3 separate regions of the Homo sapiens genome follow, and regions 2 and 3 are each linked to region 1. A link is a loop called in an ENCODE intact Hi-C map of the cell type or tissue named here. Cell type or tissue: K562. All regions are shown on one strand.

The links. A loop is a pair of places that touch in the nucleus more often than their neighbours do. Peaks named below come from ENCODE experiments on the same cell type or tissue, not always from the same donor. Only the 100,000 strongest peaks of a DNase experiment are listed, where the experiment ranks them.
Region 2: it touches region 1 in a loop (2.5-fold over the local background); 27 of 110 quality-filtered maps call a loop at or near these places.
Region 3: it touches region 1 in a loop (2.9-fold over the local background); 4 of 110 quality-filtered maps call a loop at or near these places.

The regions. Positions count from the first base shown.
Region 1 is chr1:167,531,523-167,536,522 of GRCh38, reverse strand. It overlaps LOC107985224 (a long non-coding RNA gene), which reads left to right and starts at 728. Exons shown (of 2, transcript XR_001738279.2): 1 at 728-3,260. It also overlaps the pseudogene AKR1D1P1. In K562, a CTCF peak has its summit at 2,539 (motif pointing right); a DNase peak (open chromatin) is centred at 2,572.
Region 2 is chr1:167,460,021-167,465,020 of GRCh38, reverse strand. The region is part of intron 1 of CD247 (CD247 molecule); the gene reads left to right. The region is part of intron 3 of LOC101928512 (a long non-coding RNA gene); the gene reads right to left. Among named protein-coding and RNA genes, the nearest start is that of CD247, 56 kb to the left of the region's middle. In K562, no CTCF peak of the experiment used is centred here; no DNase peak of the experiment used is centred here; H3K27me3 peaks cover 2,154 bases.
Region 3 is chr1:167,685,037-167,690,036 of GRCh38, reverse strand. RCSD1 (RCSD domain containing 1) reads right to left here. Exons shown (of 7, transcript NM_052862.4): 3 at 4,527-4,616. Among named protein-coding and RNA genes, the nearest start is that of TRP-CGG1-1, 27 kb to the left of the region's middle. RefSeq lists enhancers at 1-787, 2,015-2,194. In K562, a CTCF peak has its summit at 1,927 (motif pointing right); DNase peaks (open chromatin) are centred at 1,956 and 2,356.

The DNA.
Region 1 (5,000 bases):
CTCATTGTTCTGTTCCCAAAGCCTGATGTATAGACGCTGCTCAAATACGCTTTTGAGCATGGAATGAGGGCAGAGCAGCTTAACCAAGACACAGTCTCCTCTCTCTCTTTACGGCTGCTCTGAGAAGGGGAATTCAGCACATTATATGCATGCCCAGAGTCGGTCAACACAAACTCTCCTATTTGGTTGCCAAGAGTCATCTGTGACCCTGGGATTTATCTTTGTCTTAGTTTGCCCAGGCTGCCAGAACAAAATACCATAGACTGGGTGGCTTAAACTGCAGGTATTTATTTCCCGCAGTTCTAGAGGCTGGACATCTGCGATCAGGGTGTCAGCAAGAGTGGGTTCTGGGGAGGGCTTTCTTCCTGGCTTGCAGACGGCCGCCTTCTTGCTGTTTCCTCACATGGCAGAGAGAGATCTCTTTCTGTCTTCCTCTTTTTTTTTTTTTTTTTTTTTTTTTGAGACGGAGTCTCGCTCTGTCGCCCAGACTGGAGTGCAGTGGTGCTATCTCGGCTCACTGCAAGCTCCGTCTCCCGGGTTCACGCCATTCTCCTGCTTCAGCCTCCCAAGTAGCTGGGACTACAGGCGCCCGCCACCACGCCTGGCTAATTTTTTGTATTTTTAGTAGAGATGAGGTTTCACTGTGTTTGCCAGGATGGTCTCGATCTCCTGACCTCTTGATCCACCTGCCTCGGCCTCCCAAGGTGCTGAGATTACAGGCGTGAGCCACCACGCCTGGCCTCTCTCTTCCTCTTCTTCTAAGACCACAGTCCTGTCAGATCAGGGCCCCAACCTTCCAACCTCACCTAACCTTAACTACCTCCTAAAGACTCTACCTCCCGATACAATCATAGGGTGGGTTATGGCTTCAACATATGAATTTGGGGGAAAACAATTCAGCTTATAGTAATTGTGTTTGGAAGAGAATAAATGATAAGGCTGCTTTGTTCATCCCAAACCTTTCCTCCTTTGATAACTCCCAGGCCCACCCACGCAAGAAGATTTATCCTCAATGGTTTCTAGTCCATTCCTGCTCTGGACTGTGGTTTTACGACACGCTTTTGCAGGTTGTATCCTGCACAAAGGCCCCAGCTGACAGGGAAGCAGGGGCTGAAACCCAGCCTGAGCTCATGCCTTTGTCCTGGTGTGAGCAGCATCACCCCAAAGGGCATCTTTCCTAAAAATGACACTTTATGGGTTGGTGGCACCTGGCTTTCGGGCCATTTCTTACTTTAGAAGTTTTTGCTTCCTATGCATGGAATCCCAGAGAGGGCAAAAAGAGTGTGAACAGAGCCCAAGGGAGCCCTGGGCTGTGGGGGGCCCCACCGGTGGATGGATGGGGGGAGCAGCCAAGCAGGAGCAGTATAGCGGAGGTTAGGAGCGGTTCGGCTGCGAGAGCACTGGGTTCTGAGCTAGTTGTGCACTTGCTGCACGTGGCCCTGGGCAAATCATTCTACTTCTCAGAGCCTTAGACCCCATCTGTAAAGCAAGGGCAATACTTCACAGGTGGGAGTACAGATTAGCAAAAATGTCCACAAATCACTTAGCACAGTGCCTGACACAGCAGTGATCCTTGTTAGGGCCAGTAGAAGAGGCATCCTCAAGCTCTGGGGGTCCTCATTGCATCCTCTCTGGGAGACTGGAATGTATCCTTGAAGAACAGCAGAGTAAGTGTCAAAATCAAGCACAGTGGCTCTGCAGTGGGGCTGCATAGGAACACATCCTCGTTCCATCACTATTTCATCATGGACAAGGTGCCTCCCCTGTGTGGGCTGCAGGGTTTTCATCAGTAAAATGGAGAATAAAAATAGGACCTGCCTCCCTGGTTTGTAGGAAAAAGTTCGAGCTAATACGTAAAAAGTACACAGAACACTATCCAATATATCAAACATTCCATAAATACTGGTTGCATTTTTTTTCTTTAGCTTCAAATATCGGTTGGTAACTACAGGTTGTTTTCACAAAAATAAAAGTTATAATCGTCAAATTACTTAATTTTATAAAATATGTTCAATCGTGGCGTTTCAGCTAACTCTTGCAACAAGCCCTAGAGATAGGCAGGACACTCTTTATTTTTATTTCGTGGAGGAGGTTGGATTCGCAAATGGTTACCTTGGGCAAGTTTACACGTGTCAGACCCATCCCTTCAACCTAGCTCTGTCTCCAAGAATCCGGTGACCCCTCAACTGCTGGTGGCACATGGGTCCTTTGAAGAGATGTCTTCTCACTTGTTTTAGAGGTGCATCGTATAGAATTGGCAAGTGCCATGTGCTGGAAAACACCAGGTTTTCATGAGGAGCACACTCACATCTTTGAGGGCAGGCAGTATGAACTCTGAAGTCAAGCGGCAGCGTTCAAATTCCTGCTCAACCACTTAGCCAGGTGGCCTTAGGCAAGTGCTCCTCAAGAGGTTCCCCTCTGTGAATCAGGGACGCTGCCTAGGATAGATGTTGGTTATTGGTATTACTTAGTATCCATCCAGGTGTGGAATGTCCTGAGGCTGGGAAGGCTGGAGACCGCAGTTCGACAAAACAGCCGCTAGAGGTCCCCATGGAGCCGCATTGAACATCCAAGAATTCTGTTTAATCCTCCTGTCTTGGGCCAGACCAGCTGGCCCTGCTGGAACTGAGGGCCCCTCTTTGTCCTGATAAGCACTCTTCCTTCCCTTAAAGCTGGTGACCCTTCTAAGGGGCTGTCAAGGGCTAATGCTGAGACTCACAGGTTCCTGACCTTCAGTCCCCAGAAGTGGGCCCTCAGGTTTAATCCTGAGGCGAGGGGTTGCAGGCCTGTTCCAGTGGATTCCCAGGGGCCAGGATGGGCTCTGTGAGGACTCCAGGTCAGGCTGTCTCCACCCTGGGCAAACTCAGGCAACCTTTTCGTCTTTCACTTTTAGAAAAGACAAAAATGTAATCTGCATGAAGTCAGGGTGTCTTGGCAGACCCTGCAGGCCAGGAGCCAGACCCTCATAGGGAAGGAACCCTGGACATGGGCCATCACTGCATGCCTGGGATGTGGCCCAGAGGCAGCACACAGCACAACCCTGTGGGGAGGTAACAGCTAGTGGAGCTGAAAGAGAAAGGGGCACTGGAGAAGCAGGAATCATTATACGAAAATTTAATTTCCAGCTGGAAGACATCTTGTGGAGACCATCTAGTTCAGCTTCTTCATTGTATAGCTGAGGACACCCAGGCCCAGAGAGGGGAAGTGATTTGGTCAAAGTCACACAGCAAGTAAAGGACAAAGCTGAGAGCAGATCCCAGGTTTGTGCATTCCCATAGCAGCTGCTTTCCACACACCCCACTGAGGGAAGACCATTTGGTCAAGTCAGAGCACGGGGGGTGGGGGGTTTTAAAAAGCAGAGCTGAGGAACTTAGGAATACACACTGCTTAGCACATGGTTATTAGCTGGTCCTTCAGATGCCCCAGGGTCTCAGCGTTCGAAGCTTGCTCATTCCACAGGATAATTTTGTGTTTGCTCAGGTGCCCAGAAAATGCCTTTTTAAGATTTCTGAGAATAAACCCATCACCTCCAACAGTCCCAGGAATTGCAACTGTCTATTCATAACGAATGAGAGGCAGGTGCATTAAATTCTGACCTAGTGCTCAAGAACTTTGGAGGGATAAAAAGAGGAAGCACACAGGTCCCTATTCTGGGAATGTGGGGCCTCCCTCACCTCCCCATAGGAGGGCTTGTCCACACCACCTCCTCTTTCCTCCTCTTCATCTCCCACCCTTTCCACCAAGACAGTGACCCCATTCCCCATGCTGGGTTCCAATCATTCCTGGAAGGATTTTTCCCAGAGCAGTTGCCAGCAAACATTTTACAGTCCTCTCCTCCTCTCTGTGATGTAACATTTCCCAACACCTTCTATATACTAGGCACATAACCTACATCATCTTACTCATTCCTCCAACAAGACAGTACAGTAGGCATTGTTAGCCAATGTGGGACAAAAGATTTCAGATATTTATTAACTTGTTCAAAACATACAGCCAGCTAGTAGATGGAATTTGGAATTTGAACCTAGGTCTAACCTGTTCTAAAGCTCATGTTCTTCCACTACTGTGAACCAGCACCCAGAAAACTTGAGTTTTAGTTTTGATTCTACCAGCTTTGTGACCTTAGAAAAATAACTTAATTTTAAGTTTCCTAAACTACAAAATGGAAACTGGCTGGGCATGGTGGCTAACTCTTGTAATCCCAGCACTTTGGGAAGCTGGGGCAGCCGGAGTTTGAGACCAGCCTGGCCAACATGGTGAAACCCCATCTCTACTAAAAATACAAAAAATTAGCCGGTTGTGGTGTGGGGGGCCTGTAATTCCGGCTACTTAGGAGGCTGAGGCAGGAGAATCGCTTGGACCTGGGAGGCGGAGGTTGCAGTGAGCCGAGATCGCGGCATTGCACTCCAGCCTGGGCAACAAGAGCAAAACTCCATCTCAAAAATTTTTTTTTTTTAATTTAAATAAATAAATAAATAAAATGGAAACGGTACACCAATATTGACAACCTTACTGAGTCATCAAGATTAAAAAGACAATATGGCTGGGCATGGTGGCTCATATCTGTAATCTCAGCACTTTGGAAGGCCGAGGTGGGAGGATCCGTGAAGGCCAGGAGTTCAAGACCAGCCTGGGCAACACAGGGAGACCCCTATCTCTACTAAAAAAAAATTAAAACATTGGCCGGGCATTGTGGTGTGTGCACCCGTAGTCCCAGCTACTCAAGTGGCTGAGACGACAGGGTAGCTTGGCCCCAGGAATTTAAGGCTGCAGTGAGCTATGACTGCACCACTGCACTCTAGCCTGAGTGACAGTAAAACCCTGTCTCAAAAATAAATTTAAAAAATACAATATATTAATATGTGAAAATGACACACAAATGTAAGACACCCCCATTAAAGCAAAAAAGGTTCTTTTTCCAATTAAAGGGGCTTGGCTATCAATAGCAATATTTAGTAGGTTATATATAACTATAGTTGACCCTTGAGCAACATGAGTTT
Region 2 (5,000 bases), 72 kb after region 1:
AATAAACGTAAAATGGAGACAGAGGGGAAGAAAGAGCTGGAATAATACTATGTGGCTCTCTAAAAGTTGCTGCAGTTTTTTTTTGTTGTTATTTGTTTTTTGTTTTTGTTTTTGTTTTTTACAGAGCACACACTGCAGATAAATAGTGCGATCTTGGGGCCTTTTCGGTAACTGTACTTCTATTCTTCTTTCCCTTTGCTTTTGTCTAATTAAAAGTGTCTGCCTTTAAAACAGAGACAATTGAAGTTTCAAGTTAGTGTTGTCATCTTCTGTCCCCAGGCATTTCAGAGCTAGAAAAACTACAGGCAAAATTCTCTGTAGATCCTTTTTGTACCCCTCTTCTTCTACTCACCCTGTTTCCCCAGCTTTCTACTTTTAGAATAGGAGTGGGGGCTGAGAAAGATAAAAATAGCTTTTGAGAATTCAAGTTATTTGGGCCCCTGTTTTGGGAGCCAGCATCCTTGTCCAAAGCAGAAAGCAGCCAGTCCTGAGTTTGAGGGAAGCTTCTCCCCATGGAGTTTCCTTAGGGGACTATTTCTGAGCCGTTCTTGGAGGAAGCAACCCCTAGAGATGTTCAGAACTGGAACTAAACCCATCTTCCCCTGAAGAAAAACAGGTTTTTAGGAACCCATCACTCAGCAGGGAGCCCTCTGTGTTTGGAGCCAAGTGTTTGGGGAAACAAATAAGCTGCCTTCAATCAGCCTGAGTTGGAAACGCAGGAAAACCGCATCTTCATGCTGGACTCCACTGCAATCCCAAGGTGATTTTAGTTCAAGGAGAGTGGCATCTGCTTGGGGGAAATTAGAAACTTCTTATTTCCATTTATAAATTAGGCTTTACTAAGGAAGAGAACTTAAAAACAGTTTTATTGTTGTCCACTGAAAAGACAATTACTTCCAGCCACAACTGGCACATTCCATGGTAAAACTAGCGCAATCAAACACACAACACTTTCCACCGTAGGGGCTTCTTTTTGAGGCTGTCATTAAAGGCATGTGTCTTATTAGCCAGTGTCAGGATTTCTGGGATGTTTTATTGTCTCGAGTAATGAGAAGGCCATTTCCAGGGCTGTGTGCTTTTTAAGTCAGCAAACAAAACATTAAAAACAAACAAACCTCCTTTTCTTTGTCACCATTTCTCTGACCATCCCCTGTAAATTCGTAGGACACGGTACTCACAGAAAAAGGAAAATTCATTAGCCAAATGAATCGCTGATTTAAATTCAGGCAATAGGTTGACATTATCCTTAATTGAATAGTTTTAGAAAATGAATCTATGTAGATCCAGATCAAATTCTAACCAATCATTACAATGGGGTCTTTTTTCTTGAATGTTCAAAGTTGATTTTCCTCCACAAAATAATAACTCTTTGGTGTCCAAGTAATAAATTAGCACAGTTCAGTTCAAGTTCCCACTAAATTGGAGGCTGAAATGTAGGATCAAGAGAAAGGAGATGCAAGTTACAAACCTAGATTCTAAATATCCCAGCAGACTAACTCCATGAAACCATCTTTTATTTTTTGTGAATAAGTGTATGTGTGTTAGCCTCCCTCTCCCTTTCTCCTTTTAAAAAAAGAAATGATGACTTTTTCAGGTCTCTGCTTCCAGATATGAGGGGCTTTAGGTATTTGAAGTCAGAAGGGAGGCAGGAATGAGCACTGCTAATTGGGTGCATCCTGGTGTGCTAATATAAAGGACAGCCAATGTAATCGTGGGTTTCTGAGTTTGCTGTCTGTACCTGGCCTGCCTGGAGACTAAGAAAGGCTTGCTGGCCCCAGGCCATAGGTCACATTGCAGCCTTGACTGTAATTCCCTGGACAATTCCTGCACCAGAACAGATAGTGTGACCTCCTATGCTAACCAGCCGAGAGCAACCCATGCTCAGTGGCAACGCAGAAAAGCCACAAACAGAACCCAGGAAGGGTTCCTGGGATGGCCCGGCGACTGCCCATCCTCCAGAGAGAGCTGGATCAAGCAAAAGAAGCAGTCCCCAAATTCTTAGGGCCAGGGATGCCAGGTAACCTGGCACCCAAGGCTATCTGAGGAGACAGGCAATGAGGCTATCAAGAGTAAAGATGGAAGAGCAAGCACAGATGATGGAGAAAAAAATAAGGCTGGTGGGAGGGAATTAAGGAGGGAAATGCAAGGAAGAGACAACTGAGAGGAAAACCAGAGGGAAGGAGTGTATCAGTCTGAAGACAGGATGACACAGGAGAAGGGGAGGATGAGGGCCGGAAGGGCTTCAGGCCTGCAGGGAGGGAGGGCAGACTTTTCCAGGGGGTGGGAGAATTGCCCTGGCCCCCTTTTACTGGTCCCATTCTTTGGACATTGTAGAGAGAACTCAGGTGGGGGAAATGGCCCAGCGGCGGGAACCCTGGCACACCTCTCCCAGCAGGGATCGGCCCCCAAAAGGAACAGTTCTCCTCCTTTTCTGGCTTAGACCAGGGCAGGCCCCCTGTGCAGCTCTCTCCCTTGGGTTCTCGTGTATGTAGATACACTTGTTTACACACACAGGCTCCTACACAGGCACATGCAGAGACGCCTAGGTCCCCAACCTGGGTTGTGACTTCTGTGTCGAGGAGAGCCATAGGAGGCACAGCTTTGCCAGAGTTCCTGCCCATTGCTGCGGCCTGTTCCCTAAACCACACTGGTCTGGCTTCATCGCTGGACTCACTGTGTGGCCCACAGAGGCCTCTTCTATGGTCACAGGGCCCCAGTGACATTTTGGGAGGGGCTTCAGGGACGCTGGCTGGTAACCCAAGAGCAACCCTAAATCCCAACTTGGTCCATGTCCTAGAATATCAAAGGAGAATCTTAAACCCTGAGTGGGATGAGGAGCCTCCTAAGCTTGAAGAGAGCCAGGTGGGGAGAGGGCCTGGGCTCCATGCAGGTTGGGCATCAGTTAGCCTGTGACAGTGGCCAAGTCCCATGAGACTTACACCATGCTAAATATTCAGCTTTCCTCCTGTGGGCATCCTATACTCTGTGAATTGGTCAGAACCAATCTTTAATCCAGCATCCTATCAGGCACACCTCCCTCCTGCTGCTGTGTGCCTGAAGAATGCAGAGTGATTTAGATATTCATTGACCTAAAGTGCAACTAAGGTTTGAGGGTGGGGGACACAAAAGGGAGGTTAATACAAGGCATCAAAAATGTACTTTGACTATTTTCTCCTTTTTTTTTTGAGCCTGTCGCCCAGGCTGGAGTGCAGTGGCGTGATCTCGGCTCACTGCAACCTCTGCCTCCCAGGTTCAAGCGATTCTCCTGCCTCAGCCTCCTGAGTAGCTGGGACTACAGGCGCCCACCACCACAGCCGGCTAATTTTTGTATTTCTGGTAAAGATGGGGTTTCACCATATTGGCCAGGGTGGTCTCGAACTCCTGATCTTGTGATCCGCCCGCCTGGGCCTCCTAAAGTGCTGGGATTACAGGCGTGAGCCACCACGCCCGGCCGACTATTTTCTCTTATTTCAAAATTACATATTCTTATACACTATGGAACTTGGAAAATAAGGGAAAGCATAAAGAAAATTTAAATCACCCATAATTTCACAAACCAGAGATGAAACCACTGCTAACAGTTGCTGTAATTTCTTCCAGTCTCTTTTCTACAGTGAGATCTGTATTTCTAGCTGGCTACACATAGTATAAATCTAGGTTTAGAATCAAGTAGAAATAGCTCTAGAGTGCTGCCGATGCTGCCATTGGCTCTGATAGTGGATCTCATTTATCCCTGGGTCCAGGTGAGAGGTCCTGAGGACCCAAATCATGGGACAACAGAGAGAAAAAGAGAAGAGGTGACATGCCTAGGGGCGGCCCGGCTGAGTTTGGAAGCCGCAAGGTGAACTCCCTCCCATGGGAGAAAGCTGCCATGGGAGGCGGCAGCCCAGCAGTCTGCCTCTCAGCCCACGATCGCCCACGTCCCCAGCATGTCCCCAGCGTGGCAGCTGCAGGCACGGCAGGCTTTGTGGGGCCTTTGATCCACGCAAAGTACGTCATAGGCGAATGCTCACAGCGCGTGGGCTGGGCACACCAAGGGTTGCCAAACTGACAAACACACCTCCAGGAAAGCCTTTTGGCTCTGGCTGGGCTTCATTCTGGCTGCCTGGACAGCATGGCCTGAATAGGAAACTTGCAAATGTGTGTGCCCTGTCCCCCTGGTGTCTCCCAGCCCAGACTCAGGAGTAACTCAGAGATAACTCCCCGAGAGTTGAACAATGAGAACACATGGACACAGGGCGGGGAACATCACACACCAGGGCCTGTCGGGGGGTCAGGGGGCTGGAGGAGGGATAGCATTAGGAGAATATCTAATGTAAATGACGACTTGATAGGTGCAGCAAACCAACATGGCACATGTATACCTATGTAACAAACCTGCACGTTGTTCACATCTAGAACTTAAAGTATAATTTTTAAAAAAAGAAGAAATAACTCGCCGAGGCCGTGGGAGTAGTTAGTAGTGGGGCATGGGGCCAGCTGAGAAGCTGGCTCTCCTTTCTGCACATTTTGGCACACAGGGCAGATTTTTCTGAAGCACAGGTATATTGCCCTTCAACATCTGAGACATACGGCTCTTGGTCATAATCTTATTTCTTTATTTTTATTTTTATTTTTTGAGACAGGGTCTCACTCTGTCACTCAGGCTGGAGTGTAGTGATGTGATCTTGGTTCACTGCAGCCTGGACCTCCTCGGGCTCAGGTGATCCTCCCACCTCAGCTTCCCGAGTAGCTGGGACTACAGGTGCGCACCACCACACCCAGATAATTTTTCTATTTTTTGTAGAGACGGGATTTCGCCATGTTGCCCAGGCTAGTCTCAAACCCCTGGGCTCAAGCCATCCTCCCACCTCAGCCTCCCAAAGTGCTGGGATTACAGGCGTGAGCCACCACACCTGGCCCATAATCTTATTTTTGTTCAAACTTTCAGAGGATTAGGGAGGGAGAGTAGAAAACACAGGAATGATGCCAGGAAACCTACCCTGGGTTCAGCCCCAAAG
Region 3 (5,000 bases), 150 kb before region 1:
TCAACCAAAACAACCAGATAAGTAAGGTGAGGAAAGTGGGGTTCTGGTTGGAACCCAAAAGCCACAGGCAGAAGGAGAAGAGAAGTTGGTGTTGCCACTTTCTCATTAGTTCAGTAGCCCACATACTTCATTAGGGCCTGGGCGACGTGAACTTTCCCCCTCCCTCCCTCATCCCACCACAGCAAGATCTTCAAATCAGAATTAGAGAAGTCAGCGCCGACATCCTTAACACAGAAGGTCTCTCCCAGGAAGAGTGACTTCATTGTTGTTATGAAGGAAAACTATATCTGAGCAAGATCTTCACCTCATGACCTTCAACACTGTGAATCAACAATTTGGGGGATTTCAAAGACAAAGGGCAAAAATTACCATCCTGTTTGTCACACACACAACAAGAAACCAGACCAGGATGACAGAGGTATGACTGGAATTCCTCCCTGGACCCAGTGATATTTTGGAAAATCCCATCGATGGCATGATTTATAAATTATGATTTTCCAAAATGTTGAATATTTGAATATTCTTTTTCTTTTCTTTTCTTTTTTTTTTTTTTTTTGAGACAGAGTCCTGCTTGTTCCTCAATCTGGAGTGCAATGGCGCAATCTCGGCTCACTGCAACCTTCGCCTCCTGGGTTCAAGCAATTCTCCTGTCTCTGCCTCCCAAGTAGCTGGAATTACAGGCATGCACCACCATGCCTGGCTAGTTTTTGTATTTTTAGTAGAGACAGGGTTTCACCATGTTGGCCAGGTTGGTCTCGAACTCCTGACCTCAGGTGATCCACCCACCTCCCAAAGTGCTGGGATTACAGGCGTGAGCCACCACGCCCAGCCTGAATATTCTTTTTAACCAAGTAAACATTTACTGAGTATTTACTACGTCCCAGACATTGTGTGGGTCATACAAAGATGAGCATGATTCAGTCTCGGTGGCAGGAGCAGTCCGTGGCTGATGCATGTGTTACATAATCATACGTACTCTCTGTTAGTTGTAGATATTTTTGTGATGAATGAATGCCAGGAATCTTGTCTGCCTTCGGGATCCATATCATGTAAAAATATTAACTCTGTGTTTTGCGTAAAATCCCCACAAACATGTGAGAATGGTGACAGTGATAGGATGATGATGATGAAGAAAAGGAAGAGGATGACTTCCATGTGGTTGGACAGAGGCCAAGGCAGAGGAGGGATCTCCCCATAGTGTGGAGACCAATGTGTATGACCTGCTCCTTGACCCCATGTACTAATTTTCCTGAACAATAAGAAGAACTACACTGATCTCTTAGGAAGATTCTGAGATATTTATAATGTGAGATGATTGTGTTTTAGTGATGGAAGGAGGGAGGCTCACCCAACTGAACTCCTCGTGATCTTTTTACAGCCCAACACCAAGGGAGAGCATGGGCTGGACTTACAGGATCCCCACTCCTTCTAATTCTAGTTTTGGCAGGAGCCAGACGAAGCCCTTGGCCTCAGCCTCCTCTACCAAGATGCAGCTGGGCGGGAATAAATGATTCTAAGGACTCCTGCTGCCTCTGCCTCCATGTGTCTTCACTGTCGGGTATGTTCCTATAGCAGTCTTTCAAGGAGCTTTTTATCTAGGATGAGTATAAAGAGCTTCCAGCCCCAATGGAAGTGCCCTTGGTTTCTGTGCTTTACAGGGAAATTTCACACGGGCTGGGGTTTTCAGAGAAACTTTTAGAAACTGCAGCAACAATTTTGCTGATAAAGCTCACTTCATGTAATATTATTAGTTCTTCTCTTCCCCAGCTGACCACTGATTTCTGAAGTCTGTGGAAATTCAGTGGACCCTGCCCCTTAAACACAGTATAGTACTGGGGACCCAGCTGATGCTCCATAAAACCCTATTGATTTGAATTGCAAAGCAGAAAGAATCCAAAATAGCCTCTAGTGCAGTTCCTGGAAATGACAGCAGGTGGCATCATTTCCCTTACGGTTTAACAAGGGGCTTCAGGCAAGCGGCTGAGACTAACAATCCGGTGGAGAAAAACCAGCCTTCCATCCCTGTATATGTATATATATAGCTGTATTTACATGACATTATTACCACGTCTAGAAACTACGGACTAATTTCCAGATGGGAATGCTTTTCAGCCTTTTCTGAGTATAGGAGGCAGGATCTGTGGCTGCATTAAACACCCAACTTCAGCTGGTTCTTCCAGAGAGGGGTAACTCTTGGTCACCCTGCCATCAGGAGGGGCCCTGCAGTCAGCAGGTGCTGTCAGGGGGCTGACCCCACTGTCTCAGACCTGAGCAAGCATAGCGGGGCAGGGATGAAATGACCCTTCCTGGCACTGTGCATTGGGAACCGAGGGGTAGCCTGACCGGGTCCCTCCCTGCAGGCCCCCAAGGTTTCCAGCATTAGAGCCTCTGCAGGCTGAGCTACAGGAGTATGGAAGGAGAAATGTGGACAGCAGCCTCCAATTAGCCCTGCCAGACAAAGCAGGCTGCTCATTTTATTTCTATGTGAATTTCTTTTCTTTTTTTTTTTTTTTTGAGACGGAGTCTTGCTGTGTCACCCAGGCTGGAGTGCGGTGGCGCGATCTAGGCTCACTGCAAGCTCCGCCTCCGGGGTTCACGCCATTCTCCTGCCTAAGCCTCTCGAGTAGCTGGGACTACAGGCGCCTGCCACCACGCCTGCTAATTTTTTGTATTTTTAGTAGAGACGGGGTTTCACCGTGTTAGCCAGGATGGTCTCAATCTCCTGACCTCGTGATCCGCCCACCTCGGCCTCTCAAAGTGCTGGGATTACAGGCGTGAGCCACTACGCCCTGCTTCTATGTGAATTTCAAGGCCACGAAAAGTCATTGATCCCTGGAGGTAGTGTCCTTTCAATGTGCGAGCAGCCTGTCACTCCAGGCAGGATTTTCTAAAATCCGCCCTTGGACTTAACCAGCCCTTGGCCATTATAAGCCATTTAACTTCTGGGTGATGTGCCCCATGGGGTGAAACCTGTGAATGCATTTCCACAGAGCTGCCAGGATGGAGCTGTTTAACCCAATCACTAGCCTAACTCCCTCTGCTTTTACTCTAGGGGATAAAACTTCCCTAGCCAGCCTCCCTGATCTATCTGGTTAGTGATTTTGTCCTCAATTTCACAAATAAGAAAAATGATTCGGTATGGTGTGGTGACTTCTCCTGGGCCAAGCCCAGGCTATCAGGGGGCAGTCTCACATTAAGCTCTGAGTGGCCATAACCTCAACCCATTGCATAGCAGTGGAGACACTGAGCCCAGAGGTTGAAGGTTACAAGGAGAAGTTGATTCTCTGGAAAGAGAGGTTGTTGGTATGTGTTTGGTCACAGCACTGGCTGATGACCCCATAAAGCCACAGAATCATATTGTTGGCACTTGAAGAGACCCAAGGAAAACCTCAGTGTTTTTAAACTGTGCTCCTTGGGGTTCTCATCCAAGAATAAGACCCTTGGTCAGTGGGGAGAGAGTATTCTGAGAGCATTTGGGGCTCCAGGCCTCCCCTCCCCCATCTCACTTGGCCTGGGGCAGCGATGAGTTTCTGCTTTATCTTGTGGGCTTCTGTTTATAAGCCTTAGGTTGACAAAAAGGCTTGAAAACCATTGATCTATTTCAGCTGTTTCACTTTATAGATGAGAAAATGTAGGCATTAAGATGCTTGCCCAAGTTCACATAGGGCACCTAATGGCTATTGTCAGGATGCTGGTCCCCAAAAAAGAAGGGGAGAATAAAGAGGTTGTTGAAGTGGAATTTGGGAATGACATTGTCTTTGGCTTGCTTGCTGTATTTTGGGGTTGGCCTCCCAGGTGAGATGACAGAACATACAAATCCATTTCTGGCACAGACTATGACCACAGTGAAGGTTCATGGGTTGCTGGCATAAGGTGTGGAGAAGGCACTCCTGCAGCTACAATTAGATAAATAAAGATAGGAGAATATGCAGGCTAAGAACCTATTACTGGCTATGATCTATGATACCAGAGCCTTTATTATGTTGGTAACGTTGGCTATTTATATCTGAGGGCAACGAGGCCTCCTGTGCGCTCTGGTTTTCTTCCAGTGATCTTGAACAATAGCCAGGCTTTACAAGGATACTGCAGAATCACGGGGTTTTCTCATGCTTCCGTCCTGCCCTATGTAAGTGTAGCCCCCTTTCCAGGTACCTTCTCCACACCTTATTCCAAGATCACCTAAGTCAGATCTGGGAATAAAACAGAACTTTCCTGGCTCCTGAATTGGGTCTGTTAATAATATATGACCCATTCTCTTTGCTAAAATTCTCAGGCTTGGAAAATAGTGTTCGTGTCCTTGACAAATCATAAAGGAGCCTCAGTAAAAGGGAGCAGGGAGGAGCCTAGTTTCCAAAGTAAACGATTCAGGAAACATTTAAGAGGAGATTCACTCTGAAATGGAGAAATTCCCTGCACAGAGTCTGAGCTTTAAAGTATGAGTTTGGTGCCCCCTCCTCCAAACTTTCCTCAAGAAGAGGAAAGAAAACCCATCACAGCATCCTCTGAGCCCCAACAGCAGCACTTACCTCCTCACCATTCTGGCCCAGGTCTACCTTGGGGGGGAACAGGGGGAGGGAACAGGGCGGTTTCCTTCGGGTTGGTTTACTGGCTGGTGTCTGGAGGGAGGGCGACAGACAGACACACAGAGAAAAAGAGAGCACTGATCAGGCAACAGGGAGGAAGAGCAAGGAAATGGAAACTGGTTTCAGGAAGGTTTAGGGATTTAGGAATGTTAGGATGTTAGGGAAGTGTAGGAATATTTAAGAATGGAGGAAGGGAACTGCGTGTCTTTGGGACAGCCTGCTTACTATTTAAATTAATTCTATTTACCATCTACCCATTTTGACTTTCACCCTCTCCACTCCATTTCCTTTCCTGCTAGAATATCCACTTTTACTTGAGATTCACCGACCTGAATCACATTCAGTTTTCAGGCAGTGCCAGCACCTGAGATCAATGCTATCTTCTTTATCCTTTATGACATGCCTGTACTGTCTAGA